Regions from separate parts of the Homo sapiens genome. Here region 2 is linked to region 1. Evidence: read pairs that join two places in POLR2A ChIA-PET (ENCODE). Cell type or tissue: Panc1. All regions are shown on one strand. Each heading gives the region's core, and the rest is flanking DNA. Links, peaks and the distances in the headings are about the cores only.

What was found. Peaks named below come from ENCODE experiments on the same cell type or tissue, not always from the same donor. Only the 100,000 strongest peaks of a DNase experiment are listed, where the experiment ranks them.
Region 2: POLR2A ChIA-PET joins it to region 1 with 11 read pairs; 2 of 35 experiments call an interaction of 5 or more read pairs at or near these places.

Annotation. Positions count from the first base shown.
Region 1 is chr1:222,249,737-222,252,665 of GRCh38, forward strand. No RefSeq gene overlaps it. Among named protein-coding and RNA genes, the nearest start is that of LINC01705, 190 kb to the left of the region's middle. In Panc1, for the core only: no CTCF peak of the experiment used is centred there; no DNase peak of the experiment used is centred there.
Region 2 is chr1:221,815,912-221,818,840 of GRCh38, forward strand. No RefSeq gene overlaps it. Among named protein-coding and RNA genes, the nearest start is that of LINC01655, 23 kb to the right of the region's middle. In Panc1, for the core only: no CTCF peak of the experiment used is centred there; a DNase peak (open chromatin) is centred at 1,156.

The DNA.
Region 1 (2,929 bases), core at 138-2,637:
TTAATGATTATTAGAATATTAGCAAGTATATTCTGGTGGCTAAGTTGTGTCATTTAAAAAAGTTCTTTATGACCGTGGTTCACGGAAGAAAGAGAGCAACATAGATTCATTGCTGTAATGACACAGGTCTTCACAGAGGAATTTGGAGTGGAATAACAATAGGAGTTAACATTTATTGAGTAATTCTTATCACTTTAAGACATAATTTTGAGCTGTTTATGTATTAATGCATCTAAGCCTCAAACAACCACATGAAATAGTTATTATAATTTTCTCCATCTACAAAGGAGGAAACTAAATTTCAGAAAGTTTAAGTAATGTGTTCATTGTGCCCAATTAAGCAAGTGGAAGACCTAAAATTCAAACCTGGACAGTCTGACTCCAGACCTCTGCTTTGACCCTTCCTGACGATGTGGGTGCACCTGGTACACCTGCTAACACATGGCACAAAGGTTCTGCAAACTCTACTGAACAATTTGCCATCTGGCTCCTTCCATCTTGGCTCCTTCTTATCCAGTAACTAAATGAGAACTAGAAAAAGCTGTTCTACTTCCAGTCCACGGGTGACCTGCTAAGTAACCTTGGGAGATTTCATATTTCCTGCCACAGCTTTGTCAGCCTTAAATAATGAATTTCAGAAAATATAATTAAGTACAGTTTATTTGAGTGCAAAGCCTGAGGACAGCCACCCAAGACACCAACTCCAAACAAATGGGGTCAGCATTCCAAAGTGGAGAAGTTAAGGTTCCACTTAAATAGAAATCTTAGCAGGATTACAACATTTTCCATACAAGATCAGTGCATATGCCACAGAAATTTAATTGGTTAAAATTGCTACATTCCAAGGCAGATTACTCTATAACTCCCTGAAGAGGGGTAGTGATCTGAGTCAGTGTGTTAGCTCCAGCACTGTTTGGTCTTAATTATTTAGAGAAAAAAGAAAAGAAAAAGGCAGAAGTTGCAGCTGCAAGCCACATGACTTAGATGGCATAGCCACCTTCCTCTCAAGGCTCAGGAAAATTTAAAGCTCCCACCAGGTGCAGTGGCAAATGCTTGTAATCTCAGTACTTTGGGAGGCCAAGGTGGGAGGATCACTTGAGCTCGAGAGTTTGAGACCAGCCTGGGCAACATGGTGAAACCCTGTATCTACTAAAAATACAAAAATTATCTGGGTGTGGTGGCACGTGCCTGTAATCCCAGCTACTCGCTTGAACTCAGGAGGCGGAGATTGCAGTGAGCTGAAATCGTGCCACTACACTCCAGCCTAGCGACAGAGCCAGACTCTGTCTCAAAAAAAAAAAAAAGAAAAGAAAAATCTGGTCTCTACAAAAAATACAAAAATTAGCCGGGTGTGGTGGTGTGCACCTGTAGTCCCAGCTACTCAAGAGGCTGAGGTGGGAGGATCTAGGTTGCAGTGAGCCTAGATCATGCCACTGCACTCCAGCCTGGGCAAAAGATTGAGACCTTGTCTCCAAAAAAAAAAAAAAAAAGTGAACATGGTCAATTTTTTCTTTAAATTATAATTTAAAAAGTGTTAAAAATGTAAAGTTCCAACAGCTTTAAGTTTGAATTATTTCAAGTTTGAATTTTTTAATTTCATAGCTTCTTTATCAGTAAATCCAAAATGATACTTCCACAAATGTACCTCAACTGTCAGAATAAAAGAAACTGTGAGAATAAATGGGAAAGGCTGCTGAAAAATACAAATGACCTAAAAGAGTAAATTAATTGTCATCATTACTATTTATTTTTTACTGTCTATCTAATCCCATGGCCAGAAGGTATATTTCTAACTGTCATCTGTAATGACAAAAGGAAAGTGCGCAGAAGCATGTGCCTGGATCAGCATGGCCCGACAACCTCTGCAGGATGAGTTGCTGTGTGTGCAGGTCCTGCAGCAGATGGAACAGCAAGTGTGCACATCTGTATTATTCAGGTGATGTGTGGATACAGAAGAAGGAGAACGGAAATGACTTTTAGAACCAGTCTTGTTTTCTGCTTGTGTTATTTTATACAGGACTACTTAATGTCTCATTTTCAAAATTGTCTGAATATGCATGTCTTTGATGCAAGCAAGACACAGGGCTCCTAAATAAAAGAAGAAATAGGAATATAAGTAAACAGTAATGAGCTGTTTTTCTTTCTTGTTTAAAATATATTATTCTACTCTGGCAGCATAGAGAAGCCCTAAGGGAGCATTAAGTAGAATTTTAAAAAGCACTTCCTCTGACTCAGTCCATACTAGCTTCGCGATGACACCTCAGCAAACTCAGTTAAATGAATTTCTGAATGAATAATAAGTGACAGAAATCAATCAGGTATCTCTGCTGCTGCCAAATTTACAATATGACAATGTCACTGACTGGGAGAGAGCTAAGATTGGCCTTTGGACCAAGTGTGGGAGGCTTAAAATGCATAATGTGGAAGTTAGAGGACAGGAAGAATCTGTCTTGCATTTGATAACCTGAAAAAGGGGATATAATTAATATCTCTTGGGCTGGCCACATCTGGTGAATTAAAGGGAATTTTTACTTGACCATAGAGAATGCAGGAAAAGAACCATAGATATGACAGAAATATTGGCGAGTATTTATTCATTCATTATTTCACCCATTCATAAATCATTCAGTGATAGTCAAATAACTCACTGTCAAGCATACGCGGCTAGGTGCTGTGGATTAAAAATGAAAGAAGTGGAGTCCCCGATAAAAGGAGCTCACAATGTAGTGACAGAAATAGACATAAGCAAATAAATATAATGTGATGAGTTTATCTTAATTACAGCCATGGGCACAGGGTACTGGGAGAGCCCTTAAGGAGGTGCAGGGAGGCAGGAGGAATGCTTCCCAGAGAAATGACCCTGGAGCTAAGTGTTCAAGTATCAGCATGAAATGAACAGGTGAGGGGCAGGGAGATTTTGCACCAAGAG
Region 2 (2,929 bases), core at 115-2,614, 430 kb before region 1:
TCAAAATATTACTGTTCACTAACAAAGCACCTAGTCATGCAAGAGTTCTGATGGAAATATACAAGGAGATTAATGTTTTCGTGCCTGCTAACACAACATCTATCTGCAGCCAATGGATCAAGGGGTAATTTTGACTTTCAAGTCTTATTATTTAAGAAATACATTTTTGTAAGGCTATAGCTGCCATAGATAGTGATTTCTCTGATGGCTCTGGTAATGTAAGTTGAAAATCTTCTGGAAAGAATTCACCATTCTACATGCCATCAAGAACATTCATAATTCATGGGAAGAGGTAAAAATACATAGATTAACAGGAGTTTGGAAAAATTTGATTCCAATCTTCATGAACGACTTTAAGGAGTCCAAGATTTTAATGGAAAAAGTGACTATAGGTATGGTAGAAATACCAAGAGAACTAGAGTTAGAAGAACTAGAGCCTGAAGAGGAGATTGAATTGCTGCAATCTCAACTCAAACTTGAACAGACGAAGAGTTGCTTCTTATGGATGAGCAAAAGAAAGTGGTCTCCTGATATGGAATCTACTTCTAGAGAAGACATTGTGAACATTGTTAAAATGACAATAAAGGATTTAGAATATTAAATTAACTTGGTTATTAAAGCAGCAGCAGCAGGGTGTGAGAGGATTGACTTCAATTTTGAATGAAGTTCCACTGTAAGTGAAATGCTATCAAACAGCATCACCTGCTACAGAAAGTTTTTTCCTGAAAGGAAGAGTCAATGAATGTACCAAACTTCATTGTTGCTTTATTTTAATAATTTGCCGCAGCCACTTCAACTTTTAGTAACTACCATTTTGATCTGTCACTATCCATCAACATTGAGGCAATACTCTCCACCAGCAAAAAGGTTATGACTGGCTGAAGGCTGAGATAATTGTTAGTATTGTTCAGCAATAAGTATTTTTAGTTATATCATGTGAGTTGTTTTTAGACATAATGCTTTTGCACACTTAACAGACTACACTATAGCTTAAACATAACTTTTATATGCACTGGGAAACCAAATCTCTGTGATTCAGTTTATTGCTGTGTCCTGGAACTGAGCCTGCAATATCTCCCAGGTATGCCTGTGCTCTGTTCTCTGTTTGAGGTCTTCTTGTTATTCATTTCACGTGTTAATGCATTCACTCATTCACTCATGACCTACAAGAATGTGTTTCTTTACAAACTGCATTTTCTACTAGTGACTCGTCACCACTGAGCTTGAAGATGAGCTAACCATCCAGTATAAAGCACACGGATTTTATTTACATAATGGCAAATGCCCATTGGCTTAGCAGAAAATGCAAAAATGTCTTTTGCTACAGAGAGAGAGTCCATGGCTTGAAAGGATTGAGGACTACTGTAATGGAAGGCACAAAAAGCCTGATTCTGTTCTTACTCAGAAACAACCATATTAACTCACATGATCAACATATATTTTAAAATATCAAAAATAAAACATGGTAACCATAGATAATCATCACTATTTTAAATTGCTGTGAACATTGTGGCCAATGTAATGAGGCTTGAAATAAAAATAAGAGGAATGACTGTGTATGTAAAAGGAGAGGATATATTATTTGTAGAGGGTCAAAATTCTACTTAGAAACCCCAAGAAATGACTTCTAGTGAAGATTGTGCTGTAATTGAAAAACCAAGCCAAAGGATGGAAGAGATATTGACAATACATATAACTGAGAAAAGACTCATATTCAGAATTTGCAAAGACCTCCCACAAATCCATAAGAAAAGACATATCACCCAATACAAAAATGGGCAAAATTTGTGTTTCAATTAAAAAGAGGAAAATGGTCAATAATCCTCTGAAAAAATGCTCAACTTCACTGGTTTTCACAAAGAAAGGGGTGTGCAAACTATGGCCTGCAGGCCAAATCTAACCCACAAGTTGTTTTGGCAGAGCCAGAGAGCAAGGAACGTGTTTTTACATTCTTGAATGGTTGGTTGAAAAACACACAACAACAAACCCAAAGAAACTCAAAGAACAAACCTGGCCCTTAACAAAAAAAGCCTGTTGTAAAAGCATATTAAAACAAAATAAGAGATCACTCCACACCCTTCAGATTGACAAATAAAAGTCTTATTGTACCTCATGCAGGGTTTGATATGGAAGGAGAGCTTGCTCAGATAGCTATCTGGAGGGTGCTTGCATTGGTACAAAGACTGCAGAGAGCAAGTTGGCAATATTTAATAATGTGGAAGGTGAGCATACCCACATACGTCTTAAAGAAACTCTTGCACATTTGCATAAGGCCACACATGTGGGAATGGAAGCACTGTCAATAGCAAAGGCCTATCAGAAGAAAAATGGATAAACACATTGTTGCATATTCACACAATCAAATGCAATACAACTATGAAAATCACTAAAAGAGAACCACTATATCAACATGAATAAATATTACAGTATTTTATTGAGAAAAACTGCAAATAATATATATGCAATAATATAATTTCATAATATTTTAAAACATAATAATCAGATAGTTTTTACTAACATGTAAGTAATATGTATAAACCCATAAAAGGGAGGGCTATGAGCCTAGAAAGTAACTTTGGGCTCATAGACATCTCTGAGAAAAAAGGAGAAGGGACTACTGTTAGGGAGGGGTATGCAGACTTTTCAAATATGTCAATAACGTTTCATCTATGGTTTTATTTAAAAAAAGCATTAGAGGCAAATACGGAAAAAAGTTAAGACTTGCTAAAGTTTGCTGGCAAGCATAATGGTGTTAATTATATCATTTTTTTCTATGTTTGCAAAGAAAATGCAAGAAAATCACTGGATAAAAGTGTAATTAAGAAAGAACTTCAGTGGAGTCACTGAATACCAAGTAAATACATTAATATTAATATGGTTTTTTTTGGTATGCCATTGAAAATCAACTAAATGGTTACAAGGAGAAAAG